3 separate regions of the Homo sapiens genome follow, and regions 1 and 3 are each linked to region 2. The links are chromatin loops, found by intact Hi-C in ENCODE. Cell type or tissue: mammary epithelial cell. All regions are shown on one strand.

Region 1 (5,000 bases), 190 kb before region 2:
ACCTGTGTTTGATGCTTACTTACAGAGAAGGACTTACGACTCCCACTTGTCCTGAGTTGTTTAAAATTAATGATTAAATTTATCATGCTTATGTATGATTGCTACAACAGCTATGTATTGCGGAATAGTAAACCTTGACCAGACTAAGTTTTCACCTTGTTTTGATATATAATCCTGTGTTCTTTTAAAAATATGTTTAAAAGCAGCTTTTACTCTTATTAAGGCTTCTGAATCCTGAAAACTTGGTTTGGTCTGCATCAGTCTCGTAACAAATTCGAATTTATTTGCCGAATCTTTCCGTATTTCCTTTTTCAGCCTTAGTGTTGTTTTGTTTTGTTTTGTTTTGTTTTTTTTGAGATGGAGTTTTGCTCTTGTTGCCCAGACTGGAGTGCAATGGAGTGATCTCAGCTCACCACAACCTCTGCCTCCCGGCAGCAATTCTCTTGCCTCAGCCTCCCAAGTAGCTGGGATGACAGGCACGTGCCATCATGCCTGGCTAATTTTGTATTTTTAATAGAGAACAGGGTTTCTCCATGTTGGTCAGGCTGGTCTTGAACTCCCGACCTCAGGTGATCCGCCTGCCTTGGCCTCCCAAAGTGCTGGGATTACAGGTGTGAGCCACTGCGCCCAGCCTAGAAAATAATTTTAATAAAATCTAATTTTAGGCCGGGTGCAGTGGATCACTTGAGGTCAGGAGTTAGAGACCAGCCTGGCCAAAATGGTGAAACCCCGTCTCTACTAAATACAAAAACTTAGCCAAGCGTGGTGGCGTGCGCCTGTTGTCCTAGCTACTGGGGAGGCTGAGGTGGGAGAAGCACTTGAATCCAGGAGGTAGAGGTTGCAGTGAGCTGAGATCATGCCATTGCACTCCAGCCTGTGTGATAGAGCGAGACTTCGTCTCAGAAAAAAATCTAATTTTAAAGTCTTAAGATTTTGCCATTCCTCCTACTCCCAAACAAATCTTTGGGGAAAAAAAAAAAAAAAACTACCAACTGTCAGCCATGGGCCTGACGGCGCTAAGCTCTGGGGCTCCGTGCACTGACGTGGGGCCAGCCACAGGGAGGCGGGGATCAAGTAGCGGAGGCCAGGATTTTGGCCACCTCCCGGGCAAGTTGCAGGGCAGTGGCGCCGGGAGCAAAAGCAGCATGATGCAGCTCATGCACCTGGAGTCCTTTTATGAAAAAACCTCCTCCTGGGCTTATCAAGGAAGATGACACTAAGCCAGAAGACTGCATACCAGATGTACCAGGCAATGAACATGCCAGGGAATTTCTGGCTCACACACCAACTAAAGGACTTTGGATGCCACTGGAGAAAGAAGTCAAAGTTAAGCACTTACTTTTCATTGGATTGCTTCATAATTTCTTGGTGATGGAAAATTCATTCCTAAAGCAACAAGATTAAAGGATGCTTGGGTTGGCGTTGCAAACGGTATGGTCACCAAATGGGCGACAAACAATGCCCTTTCTTTATCAAAGGTAACTGAAAGAGCAGTTCAGAGTAGCACATGAAGATCCCATATATGGCAGCATGTGAGGCAATAAAAGACATGAAAAGGATGTAAGGATACAGCAGTTAAAACAGTTATTGGAGGATTCTATCTTGGATGAAGATGGGAGCAGCTCCAGTTCCTCTGAAGTAAAGAGAAACACAAGAAAAAGAAGAGGAAAGAAAAGGAAGAAAGAAAAGAAAAAGAAGAAAAAATGGAAGTACAAATCTTCCAAGTCAAATGAGAGTTCTGACTAAGGGTGACGAGGACTTGACTTGTTCAACATTCTCTTCTCAAGAATTAAACACTGTAGCCAAGGAACAGAGGAATATGCAGTCGGTCGGATAAAGTACCAGAATAGAGACGCCGAGCGAGGAGGATATGTGGGTCACAGCAGTGAGCTCCCACCTGCCTTCCAGTGAAGATGTGACCCCAGGAGAAGTATCTCCTTCCATGTACTAGCTCTGGACAGAGGCTGACTTTAGGCAGGAAAGTTTCTTCGATGTTGTCCTCCCTGCTGGTCACATGAGTTTACCATTCATTCTTTTGAAATGTCTTCCACAAGGTGGCAGGACTGAGGGAATCTCTAAGGCATGTCTTCCAGGCCCTGCCACAGCTTGTGCCTTCCACAGTGTGGACTCAGTTCCAGCAGATGTCAGGCTGGAGTCTTCTCTGTTGTTGAGAATAATAAAAGCTCATTATTATTATTATTATTTTTTAAACTACTTTGTTAAAGAGCACAGATATTAGAAATAGTTTTTAACCAAAGATTTTCTGTAACCTCCATGTTGCTTTATAGATTGTTCTAGCTGTTAAGAGCTAGTGATTGTGTTTTTGATGTTAATGTATTTTGTGATTTTTCATGCTAAATCTACATTTCCTTGCATGTAAATGTTTAAAAAATATCCAAAGGCTGTTTGTAATAAATACACAGTTGTCCAAGATAAATTTACTTATCTATTATTTTATATTGATTTTAAGAAAATCATTTTACCTTTGTAGGTTCTCCGTGCTGGAGCAGGTCAGCGTCCTCTTACTCCCAATCAGGGTCAGCAAGGGCAGCAAGCAGAATCACTTGCGGCAGCTGCAGCAGCAAATCCAACATTGGCTTTTGGTCAGGGTCTTGCTACTGGCATGCCAGGTATACAATTGGTCATTTGTGGAAATTTGAATAGATTTCAGATGTTAAGTGTAGGTACTCACACTGAAGAGTGAAAAAAATCAAACTGTATTTAAAATCTTGCCTACCTTGTAACAAAATATTTAGAACTCAGATGCTAATAATTGAAATCAGTATTGATTGTGAGACTCAACGACAGGAATGGTAAATTGAGACTCAACGACAGGAATGGTAAATATGTATCAGAATTCTCAACACAGCCATTTTTTTATAGCATCTATCTAATCCTAACCCAGAATTTTTAATATATTGCTTCAAGAAGTAAAACAGTTATTGAGAGTTGGTATGCAAGACAATCTATTTGCCACTCCTGCTTTATAAGAATAATCTTTTAGTTAATAGCAGAAGTTTGCCGCTAATGTTTCTTACTTTGAACCCTGTTTAATCTTGTTTAGCCCATTTATAGCGTTTAAAACTATTATTTATAACTTAATAGCAACAGTGTCGATAATGTGTCTTTGAAAGCCTAGTATAAAAAATTACAGTATAAAATTTCTACCCATTGCTACTGTACAACTTTTGGGAAAGGGCAACAAAGTACTTTTTTGTGAAATGATCACTAATAATAATGGAGGAAGAACGGTTGTTTTCTAAGTAAAAAAAATGCAGCATTTGTTTTTAAACTTTAAAGCTATATTTGAATATCAGTAGATAAGGCATAACTTGCCATTCTCTTTTGGAGATTTAAGTATGCTTTTTTTCACTTTTGGTATATCAGTGGTTGTCCGTATATGGGTTACTTACTAATGATATTTGAGTTCCAATTTCCATTTAATCATAATGCAGTTTACTTTTCTATTCAGATCATTTAGGAAATGTGTTCAGTGTATTGGAAAAAATAATGACTTGCATGATTGAGAGTTTCTTTTATATATTAAGTACTTGTAAATACTTTGGTTTGTTGTTTGAAGGATTTCTATTTCAATTACATTTATTCTTTCTCTCTGGAATTTTAAGATCTGAATTTATCATCTTGTCTGGTTCACGGGATAAAGAGATTTTCATCCTGCTGTCCCTGAAGTAGAAATGATAGTAGAGTGGGTGGCATTCTCATTATTTTATTTTTTATACCCCAGCCATATATTTTTGCTTCCTGGACTCTACTGTCATGGAGTCATTGTGGATTAGAGACCTTGGCAAAAGCAGACTTTTGAGAAATGGACTGTGAAGCTGAAGTTGTTTTAGGCACATGGACGTTGGGCTGAAAAGTGAGCTGGGAGTTTTTGAGGGCCACTGAGACTATTTTGGGTTCTTCTTAGGTTTTAGCTATATGTAGAACGGAGAGAGGAGTTATGGAGTACAACAATTTTTCCTGCTTAACTAGTTTCTCTGTGGAACCTGGAATTAAGAAGAGTGCCTCTGGCCTGCATGTGTTTGCTGTGTCCTGTAACTCATTGATCCTCCTAGGCTCTTGATGCTGGCCCTATTACTCATTTCTTAGGCACGTGCCACCACACCCAACTTTTTTTTTTCTTTTGTATTTTTAGTAGAGACGGGGCTTCACCATATTGGCCGGCTGGTCTTGAACTCCTGACCTCATGATCCACCCACCTTGGCCTCCCAAAGTGCTGGGATTACAGATGTGAGCCACCACGCCCAGCCACACAACATGTCTTAAAGTGGATTACTTAATCTTTTGAGCCACAACTTTTTAGCCTTTTTAGAAATACAAACGAAAAAACCACTCTCATAAGAAGGGCCTTACTAGGATTTGTATTTGTATGTTTCAGTGACTTTTGGGCTGTTCACATGATCCCCTCACACTAAAACTTTCTTTGATGCCTTCTTTACTTCATTGTGCCCAGACTATGATGATGAAATAATTCTCATTTTCCATATCCAAATAGTTACATAGTTATAAAGCTAATGTGTATACTAAAAAGGGCTCACTTGAGAAAATCGATGTTCCTTCAGGCCTCATACTTTAGCTCTTCTTTCTAGCTTTCTTCAGTACTTTATCAGATCCCTAGTTACTGTTCTATTCTTAACTCTTCTGCTTTATATCCTGTGTGCTATTGTTTTTCCGTCTTGAATCTTTAGTCTTTCCCTCTCCCAATCCTTCCTTTCAACCCCACTGTGCTATTCTGCCTGTTCATCCTAAAAAGCTTTATCTCTGCTCTGCTTCCCTCATGGACTATTTGTCAAAATTTATACTCTATCCCATAACTTTTAAATTCTGCCTCTATAATTCCTTTGCAGTATCTCTAATATAACTTAGTGACAGTTACAAAGTATAATTTCCTCTGTATCTTTTTTTATGCTCAGTTTGTTGCAGTTCACCCTGTTGACTGTGTCCAACTCTTTGTAACTCTTTTCTGCGGAGTGGTATTT
Region 2 (5,000 bases):
GAGTGCCGTGGATGGTAAGGAGCAATAGCTACGGGCATGTTAGGAAAGGAGTTAAGGAGGACGCTTGCAGTGACAAAGGGTGGAGGGACAGCTAATACTTAGCAATGCTCCGGCTCCAAAAAATGCTAGCAGGTATGAGGAGACCCGGGCAAAGCCAGCCCTGGATCCCCTGAGAGCAATGAGGAGTGGGCAGGTTATGGAACATGGCTGGATCCCCTTGGGACTGGCTGATGGAGAGCCTGTGGGCCTCCCTCCAGGCGGCTGGGGCTAGGATTGGGGCTTGGGGATGGGTGGGGTGAAGAGCACCAGGAAACAAACAGCAGAAGGCATGTGAGTGGAGGAGGGCAGGAGGCTTGGGCAGTACCAGTCTCAGCTGTGGAGGGTGAGGGCGGGGGCTGAGACAAGTCATGGAGGGGGTGTCCAAGTTCCCCCAGGATCCCTGGAGTCCGCCCAGGCTAAGTTCAGCGATAGCTACTCTGGCCGAGCTGCAGACACTCAGGTTCTCCGTGGCTTTGGCTCTAGGTGACCCCTTACTCTGGCAGTTAGCAAAGTGAAATTGTAATGGGCACTTAGCAAAGTGAAACGTAAACAGAAAACGGGAAGCCTCTCAATTACCTTGAAATTGGTTTCAAGCCATGTTAACTGAGAACACACACTCCCTTCCTGTTAAACCTCATGCACACACATCACAACAAAAGGAAGTTCTTGTCCTTGCAAATTTGCAAGTGGCGGGGAGCATGCATGCTCAGGGAATGGCTGGGCATCCATTCCTTGCCCCACTCCCCCAACAAAGCAAGGTGCTTTGAGCATAGAGATAGATGTTCCAGGACATAGGGCCCTGGAAGAGCTTCAGGAGGTTCTTTGTGCATCCCCCAACTTTGTTGGAGCTCAGAGAATCAGCATATCGTCCATACCCATCGTGCCCCGATATGCCTGGCTCCCAGTGCTCTGAGGACTGGGCAGAGGGGCAAGACATTGCGCTTGGAAGGTTGGGGTCCTAATAAGAATTCTGGCAAGGGCAGGTCAGTGGAATCCTGGCTCTTGGTCCAGAGGCCCCAGGAGTGGAGCAGGACAACTGCGTGTCAACATTGCTTTGCACACACCCTTCAACTTCCATTGCATCCTCTCAGTAGATACCTGGCATCTCCACTTTGTTCACATGAAGCAAGAAGGGCCCAGAAGTGTGCAGCCACAGGTCACACACCTGCTAGGTGGCAGAACAGACTCCTTACAGCTTTTAGGGCCCAATATGATATAGAGGGGCCACTGGGGTGGAGGTATGGGGATGCCAATGGCAATTCTCACTCTTTCAAAATATGGCCAGGTGCAGTGGCTCAGGCCTGTAATCCCAGCACTTTGGGAGGCCGAGGTGGGCGGATCACCTGAGATGAGGAGTTCAAGACCAGCCTGGCCAACATGGTAGAACCCTATGTCTACTAAAAATATGAAAATTAGCTGGGTGTGGTGGCGCCCCTGTAATCCCAGCTACTTGGGAGGGTGAGGTAAAAGAATCACTTGAACCCGGGAGGTGGAGTTTGCAGTGAGCTGAGATTGCGCCACTGCACTCCAGCCTGGGTGACAGATGGAGACTCCATCTCAAAAAAAATAAAAATAAAAATAGAGACCCCTGTGTTTCAGAAACTATCAACAAGATGTGAGGGCCTCTCCATCCTGAATGTCTTTGGTTCTGCAGACTGCACTTCCCCATCTAGGTCCTGGGGAACACCCTCATCCCAAGGGTTCTGTCTCTTCCCAGAGAGAGGCACCCAGTGCCCCCAAGGCTCGATTGCACTGAGAGGTGGGTGGTCCAGCATTCAGCTGTAGACAGCTTTTCCCAAGATGTTGGAACCAGGCTCCATATCCTAATGAGACGCTTACCCTTTGATGCCTCTATTTTTCACTTGGCAGGATCATGCTATAACTGAAATTTCATAATCAGTAGCTTCTGCTTGTAACTTGACAGAACCTGACCTAAGAGATCCTTTAGTCCACCTAGTGGGTGACCTTGGCAACATCCCTAATACAACTGTTGCTCACTGTTTTAATTCAACCCAGTCATGGGATACTAGATGATAAAACTGCTCTATATTCTTTATTGATTAAATAAATGTCTGTACTATTGCTAATACTACATGCTGTACTTGGATAAATTCCTCTGGAAAAGTTGAGACTCATATACGCAAAGTTTAAAAGAAAAACAGGCCACATGGTTACAAGTCTCACCTAATTCCCCATAATCATTTCATTTATTCATTGGTTGCCTTTGGGTCTAGTTCATGACTCAAAACTACTACACCAATTGAGACTATTATTTTACTTGATATTTTCCTTTTACATTTTTATTTGTTACTTGTTAAATTTTTGCAGAAGTACAACTCCTAACAAATAATGCTGGCCTATACTTTGAGATGATAACAAATGCCTACAGAACAGATAAAACTGAAATTAACAATAGATTCTAGGTAGACTTAGCCTGAGGGTCACTCCCTCCAGAACTTAATTGCTCCAATGTGGCTGAAAGGGTTTTGACACTGACTCCTAGCTGCTAATCACAACTGGTCTTGGTGGGACCAGACCAAGCCAAACTGGGACAGGTCCCAGCACTGGGGGACAATCAAAATCTAACTACAGGAATATTGATCAGCAGTGCTTTTGGAGAAAGATCTTGATCAAAAGGGGGAAACGTGGAAGTTGTCAGAATCAGGATGGAGTTACTTATGTTAAAAACTCAGACAAATAGAGCTAGGGAAGCCCATGAAGGGAGGGTTGTCATGCACAAATACCTTATAACAACAACTATCACAAAAGACTCACCAACTTCACAATCTTGCATAAAGGCCAAAACAGCCTTACCAAAAAAATACTTCTGTATGAAAATCTGCCCATCAACTGCCTGTCGAACCTCAGACTGGTACCATCCCCCTCACCACCGTTGTCGTCGTCTTCTTCTTCTTCTTCTTCTTCTTCTTCTTCTTCTCCTTCTCCTTCTCCTTCTCCTTCTCCTTCTCCTTCTCCTTCTCCTTCTTTCTCCTTCTCCTTCTCCTTCTTCTTCTTTTTTCGTTTTTTTAGACAAGGTCTTGCTCTGTTGCCCAGGCAGAGTGTAGTGGTGTGATCATAGCTCACTACAGCCTTGAACTCCTGGGCTCAAGCAGTCCTCCTGTCTTAGCCTCCTGAGTGGCTGGGACCATCATACCAGACTAATTTTTAAAAATTTGTTTGTAGAGATGAGGTCTTATTATGTTCCCCAGGCTGGTCTTGAACTCCGGGGCTCAAGCAATCCTCCCACCTTGGCCTCCCAAAGTGCTGGGATTATTGGTGTGAGCCACCACACTCAGCTCACCATCCTTGTTACTAATCCTTGTAGCTAAGGACAATTGTCTCAAAACAATTATGTAATCCCACTTCTGACACCATTATGTCAAACTAAATAACAAATAGGAAGAATCCACAAAAGAAAATCATGTTTACTGAGGAATGGGCATTGCAATGGGAATATGAGTATCACAGTAAACTATATTCATATGCCCATGGCAATGTCTATTCCCAAATAAACATCATTTTCTTTTAGAATCTTCCTGTTATTTAGTTTGACAAGGAACACCTTTCTTTCTGCCATGCCCTGAGTGTGTGTCCATGGAAATGCCAAGAAAGCCTTGGGAAGTACTTGGCATGCTTTAAGGCGGAGCACAGAGAGGTCAGGCAGCATTTTATAAAGATCCTTCTGGCTGTCCCAATGGAGGCAAAGGGACAGGAATCAAGGAAAGGAGTTGGGGGCTGCTGTCAGAGTCCAGGAAGAGGTGAACCAATGTGTAGCCTCTGTCTTGACTTTAGGACCTCCTGAAGGAGTTCTTGGTACCCTAAGGGGCACCAGACCACTTTGAGAACTGTTGAATTCAGAATATGGTCATGTGAGCCACAGGTCCGGGTACAGATCTAGAATCTAAATGTTTTTTAAACAGAGGCTATCTTTGGCATTCGGGTTCTGTTTCTTTGTTCATCCGAAGAACCTGCATTGAGGTTTCAGGCTCCTGTGATGTTCAGCTGAATCAGGAGACAGTAACGGGAACCTTCCTAATCGTGTTAAGTAATTCATTCAATGTAGGCAGACAAACACAATTACAGACACTATTTTGTTTTCGTTTATAAGTCGCTTTCCAGCACAGAGACGTAAGCAGCATTATGGAACTTTAGAGCTAGCAGGGCTCTACGAATTTCAGTCCAACTCTCTTATTTTAAAGATGGAGAAGTTATAGCCCAGGTAGCCCAATGCAACCCAAGTTAATAAGCCTTGAGCACCTATGACGTGGCAAGTAAAATCAAGCAAAGTAAGATGCCAGTAACTGATGGATGGAATGTTGTTTTAGAAAAGGTGTCCAGGGAAAGTCTCTCTGAAAGGTGACTTTTGAGCAAAGGTCTGAAGGAAATGAGGAAGCAAGTCATGTAACATTTTGGGGAGAGGTTCCAGGCAGTAGAACAATAAGTGCAAAGGTCGTGAGGTCAGAGGATGCCTAGCATGTTGAAGAAACAGAAGGGAACCAGTGTGGCTGGCATTATGGGGCATGCAGAGTAGGGGTGGGAGTAGAAAGTGAAGTCAGAGAGGGGACAGGACAGATTTTGTAGGGCCTATAAGGCCACTCACTATGAGAACTTGAATTTTGTTCTGAGTGAGCTGAGATACGTTAGAGGGTTTTAAGCAGAGACATCCCATGATCTGACTTAGAGTTAATTTTGGTCACTACACGGAGAGTAGTCAGGGCTGGAGGGCTAGGGCAGAAGCCAGGAAATGAGTTACAATTTCCTGTAGTAATTACGACAACAGATGATGATGGCTGGGGCAAGGGCGATAGGAGAACAGAGATGATATGTAACTAGACAGAGTACAGATAAACACTGAAGGCAGTGTCTTGATGAAAGGGACTTGTCCTAGTCACACATAATCAGGACATGAAATAGCTGGGGTTAAGGCCTCAGGTCTCTTGAGTCCTTGGCCAGTGCCTCAG
Region 3 (5,000 bases), 110 kb before region 2:
GGCTGGCAGATGGGAGAGGAGGCCAGGCAAAGCCAGACATTGGGGCACCCTGGCAGGGGCTCAGGCCTGCTGGGCAGGACCCCTAGCAATGGGGCACGGTGGCCTGTCCCCAGAACTTCAGACTGATGGCTGTCCTGGAGAAGGAGCTGGGTTTTCTATGGATGCCGACAAAGCTGGGCCAGACTGCAGGGTGCCACCAGTGGAAATGATGGCTGTTGTCTTCCTGAGAGTGAGAGAGCCCTGTGGGCTTCACTGTGATGGGTGGTTCATGGCATGACTGCCAGAGCAAGACTGCTGGCTTCAGTGGCTGTGTGCCTTGGGACAGATGACATAGCTCCTTTGCCTCAATTTTCTCATCTGTAAAATGTGCATGGTACTAGAACCTAAGGTGACTGTGAAGATCAAACTAATTAATTCAGAGAAAGTGCTTGGAAAAAACTGATTGCCAGCTCCTCTGGCCCAGAGGACTCAATAAACATTAGCTATGATCACTTTTTCTCCCTAGAGCCTAATTCAGTTGTTTCTATTCTTCAAGTAATCTCCAGTCCAGATCAGAGGCTTAGACTCTTCTTCCACCACACCCCCTGCCCACCAACTCCCCTGGTAGTCCCTGAGCTCTGGGCAAGGCATGTGGCTACTTCCCTTTCCTAGGGTCATGCTGAGCTTTTCAGACTGGAGCTGTGTCCACAGTCTCCCTTTCAGCCATCTCAACACCCACCGTGTGCAGAGGCTGAGAGGGCTAGGAGCTCTGTGCTGGGGGTTGGAGGCTGTGCAGATCTGCCAGCCCATCAGAGGGAGGGCAAGCCACTTGACCTGGGGCCCTGCCAGTAATCTGGAGGATCCACCTGGCTTCCCAGGTGGCTTCTCCCTCTTCAGAGAGAGCCGTCACAGAAAATTCTGTCTCCCATCCCCCAAACCAGAAGGGACCAGCCCCACCCTCCCCTGGGACTCCTTCAGGGACACTCTGCCTTCCCGTGTCTCTGGGCTTCTCAGCAGCCTCAGTGCTTACTCAATCTGAATTGTTCTTTATCTGAGAGGCAGGTTCCCAGGCTAGCCCATTGTTCTGTACGTGGGAGGAGAAACCGTGTACATCTGTGACTCCAGGAAGAGCAAAGAGAATTTCTTCCTCCTTTCCTGGGTATGGCATTGTTGGCATCCACATTTTGACAAAGGTTAAAAACTTTGCCCTTGACATCTTCCAGCCTCTCTGTTGTAATCCTGTTCCCTCTCCCAGAGCTCCCACCTACCCGCAGTGGCCTAGTTCCAGAGTTAGCCCCTCCCCACCTGGAAGTGATTTATGCTGTAGTGTGAGTGCTGGTACCCTTTAGCCTTCCCAGAGGACTTGTTTTCAAAGGGATATTGTGCAATGACAGGGACACTGATAGGAGAGATTTTGGTAATAAAGTTGGAGCTTGTTCCCCTCCCCCACCTTCACACACAGCTGGAGCCCTGGCCGGCTGCAGGTGTGTCAAAAGTGCAGTTTCTGCCTCTGTGAAACTTGAGGACACTTTATTTAGCAAGTACAAGGGGGAGGATGTCCCTAGAAGTCCATCTGGCAGAGGTGCCCCGGTCCCCAGGTCCGGTGGCTACCCATTCCAGGGGACCTGGTGGGGACTGACAGGGCTGGGCTTCTCAGTAAGGGCCGACTGGGGAAATCTTGGCTGAGATTCTGACCTTGGTGGGCTCTTTAGGGCAGACAGGGCTGGGGGAGGGACAGTGCTTTGGAGGCTTGGCTGCCCCCTCTGTCCCCATAGGGTGCCAGTTGCCCCACGGTCACCTTGATTTAGGATATCTCTGGCATCCTGCCTAAGCCATGACTCCCCTTGGGAAGCTGAGGGTGATGATACCAAGTCAGTGTGATCGAGTGTCCTTGTGGGTCCCTAAGTGGGGGGTGTTTGGCGAGTCTTGGGAGACAGATCCCTTGTTTGGCTCTCGGAGCAGAACTAGGCACTGAGGCTGCAGGGCCTGGGTTGGGTTGCTTTGCTCATCGCCTGCCTGGATGAAACCTTGCCCTGCCTGGCCTGGCCCGGGTTTTGCCAGGGGGGGAAAGCAGAGGAACTGGTCTTCCAGCTCCACGGCTCCACGCCCAGCCCTCAGCTGAGCCTGTTCTGAGACCAGTCCTGGCATGTGGGCTGCTGAGGCAGGCGCCAGCTCTGTGGAAGGGTAGGTATGGGGGTGCTGGGGGCAGCACTGGCTTGGCTTGGGCATCGGAGCTGGCATGAGGCTGCCAGGATCCCTCCTCCTTCAATAAACGCCCCCGGTGTACTGTGAGCAGGCAGTGCGGTGCAGGGCAAAAAGCCCAGGGCTGGGAGGCTCGGCTCTGCGACCTTGACCTCAGGCTTCCCATCTGTAAAGCCCTGACCTCACACTAAATGGAAAATATTACCCGAAAGTAGTCTTGAAGGCCAAATGTGAATGCCGTCCCTCCACCCTGGCCCTGCCCTGGAAGCCCCCAGGACAGTGAGGGGTCCGTCTCCAAGTGGCAGGGTGGGGCTGTGCTTGGGGGTGCCGTCCAGAGTGTCCCCGAAAGGTGCTCCTCCTCTCAGAAGTGCTGCTGGGGACAGCCTCCTCTTCCTGCCCATTTCTGTCTCCCTCCTGCCCTGGGCCGGGCCCATCACTCCCTGCCTGTCATACCCTCGGCAGGCCCCGGCTTGCCTTGTTCTCAGTAGAGAGCCAGTGAGCTGATAAATTGCTGTGCCTGTCACCGGAAATGCTGATGCTGCCTTGAGGCCCCAGTGAGGCCCCTCCTCCTGGGAATGGCTTCAGTGGGGGATTTCGGGTCTGGAGGCCCAGACCCCATCTGCAGCCTCAGCCTGCCTCCCTGGCGGGCTGTGTTTTCCCGGCTCCTGAGTTCGGAAACCAGCCTTAGGAGAGGAGTGATGTGTCTAGCACTTCCTCCACAACCCCGAGGCTGGGGGAGCCCAGTGTCTCCTGGCCTGTGGCCCTGCCCTGCTGCCTACTCCCACGAGTCCCACCATTTTGGCCAAACCTCCGTTGTACAGATGGACAACCTGAGGCAAGGTGTTTCTGGCACCACCCCGTAATTTAGGGACAGAGGCCAGACTGTCACCAGACTATCCCCATGTTGGACCTGGTCATTTTCCCTGGGCCACCCTCTGGTGATCAGTGCTGTGGGTCCCTGAGGAGGGGGCATTTGGAGAGTCTTGGGGGACAGAACCCCTGTCTAGTTCCCAGAGCAGCACCAGGTGCTAAAGCCGCGGGGCCAGCCTGTCAGCCGTAAAGCACTTTAGCGTTATCCACCAAGCCCCTTCTGGCGTCTAGGTGGAGAACAGGTCTAGAGAGAGGCTGAAAGCTGCCCAGGTCCCCAGCACGGGAGCCGCATGGCGGATTCCAGCCCTTTCCCAGAGACCCTTGCTCCTGGGTGCTCGGATATGACCTGCCTGCTCAGTGCTTAGGCCGTTTTCAGTCCAGGCTGAAGGAAAGGGTCACAGGGCTCCCCACAGAGGGAAGGCAGCCACAGATCCACACTGCAGGGCACTGAGGCGTTCGGAAGGCAGTGGGACTGGGAGAGGGTGTTGCAGCTTTTTCTCCCGTGCCCTCCCACTGGTACCCCTGGAAAAGCAGGACCAGGCCCTGCAGCCTGTGCTGCCTTCCAGGCCCAGCCTTCGTCCCCGGAGCCCACCTGCCTGTCAGCTCCAGCAGCTGTCTTCTGCTCAGCCCTGCTGGGTCCAGCCGGGCCGGCTGGTGGGAAGCCAGTGGGCTCAGCCCCAGGCACGAAGGAGCCTCAGCCCAGCTTCAGGTAGACACTTCCCAGTCATGTAGGTGCTTCTGGATGTTCAGTGGGCCTTCAGCTCCTGGGGGAGGGAGGCTGGGCTGCCACCGTGGTGTGCTATCTATGCGAGTGGACGTGTCGGAAATGTAGAGGACATTGCTGAGCTTTCCCTGGTCCTTTGGCCACTAGAGCTTGTTCACAGGGCTCTGTTGCTACTCAGTGCCTTGACTTTGAACACTGGACTCAAGTGAAACGAGCTCTTGCCTCCTCCAGGCTGGGCCACTCTGGGGGATGCCTTTTCCTCCCCTCATTGTTTTCAAAGTGCAGTCTGAAGACCCCCTACAGGACCTGGGGCTTGTGAATGACAGAGTCAGCCTCTGGGCGGGGAACTCGAAAGACTTCATTTGTAGTGGTCTCCTGGTGATTCTTGGGGACCCTGAAGCTGAGAGCCCCCAGTCTGGATGCAGGTGATGGTTTGGTTATCACCCTCAGCCAGTATGGTGTCTTGATGCAGAGGTGGGGGTAAAGGCTGGGGCTCTGCAGCTCAGAGATATCAGCCCCCAAGAGTCCTGAAGTCTAGGGGAGGGGAGAGTCAGCCTGTTTTCCTTGTATGTGTAGATCTGACTGAGAAACCAAGGGGGTAAAGAAGATTTCTAAACAACTGTGACCCTGTTTCAAGCCTCCTGAGGACATTTGCCATTGTGTGGAATCTCGGGATGGGGAGGGTGGGTGTCCAGCCTGCCATGACCATGGGCCCTCCTGCCTCATGACCTCGCAGCCTGGGCTTCTGGAACAGGTCTGGGTCTCTCCTGTCCACTGGCCCCAGAGCCAGTGCCATGGCCCCTGGTCCAGGTTGCTTGTCAAAGGTGGTGACCTAGCTCCTTTGATAAGGGGCAGCTCTTTATCCCTGGTTTGTTGGGGTTTGTTGATTCAGTGACTGGGCTCCCACAGAAGCCGGGGATTTCGTGGCCACACGGGGCAGGTACAGCTGACAGATCAGCTTCCCTTTCCTGCTCCACCACGAATGACTGCGAATCAGAGGCCCCCTGCGCTGCCCAAGTTAGTGCCTGGGGTGAGCGTTGTCTTATCCTCTCCTGAGTTGGTTTGGGGGCTTCAAGGCCTGGCCTTAGTAGTCCCCTTAGGGAAGCCCTCTGTACTTCAGCCTCTGAAGCTCCCCCTTTTTAAATCCCCCTGGAGCCGGACACCTGGCCATATGTTCTGAGGAGCTGGGAGCTCTGCCGGGCCAGGACCAGACTGTTTCTTCCCT

Evidence for each region. Peaks named below come from ENCODE experiments on the same cell type or tissue, not always from the same donor. Only the 100,000 strongest peaks of a DNase experiment are listed, where the experiment ranks them.
Region 1: a loop joins it to region 2, with 13 times the contacts of the local background. A loop is called at or near these places in 10 of 110 quality-filtered maps.
Region 3: a loop joins it to region 2, with 4 times the contacts of the local background. A loop is called at or near these places in 27 of 110 quality-filtered maps.

What each region holds. Positions count from the first base shown.
Region 1 is chr2:20,288,282-20,293,281 of GRCh38, reverse strand. PUM2 (pumilio RNA binding family member 2) reads left to right here. Exons shown (of 21, transcript NM_015317.5): 10 at 2,492-2,630. It also overlaps the pseudogene LOC100421404. Among named protein-coding and RNA genes, the nearest start is that of PUM2, 60 kb to the left of the region's middle. In mammary epithelial cell, a CTCF peak has its summit at 2,091 (motif pointing right); a DNase peak (open chromatin) is centred at 2,071; H3K27ac peaks cover 1,955 bases.
Region 2 is chr2:20,100,707-20,105,706 of GRCh38, reverse strand. All of the region lies in intron 2 of LAPTM4A-DT (LAPTM4A divergent transcript), which reads right to left. Among named protein-coding and RNA genes, the nearest start is that of LAPTM4A-DT, 51 kb to the right of the region's middle. In mammary epithelial cell, a CTCF peak has its summit at 1,990; a DNase peak (open chromatin) is centred at 1,976.
Region 3 is chr2:20,210,320-20,215,319 of GRCh38, reverse strand. All of the region lies in intron 1 of SDC1 (syndecan 1), which reads left to right. LOC124905978 (a long non-coding RNA gene) reads right to left here. Exons shown (of 2, transcript XR_007086241.1): 2 at 1,493-5,000. Among named protein-coding and RNA genes, the nearest start is that of SDC1, 12 kb to the left of the region's middle. RefSeq lists enhancers at 1-578, 1,644-1,733, 2,204-2,263, 2,524-2,703, 4,955-5,000 and a silencer at 878-1,172. In mammary epithelial cell, no CTCF peak of the experiment used is centred here; DNase peaks (open chromatin) are centred at 1,039, 2,069 and 2,659; H3K4me3 peaks cover 209 bases; H3K27ac peaks cover 5,000 bases.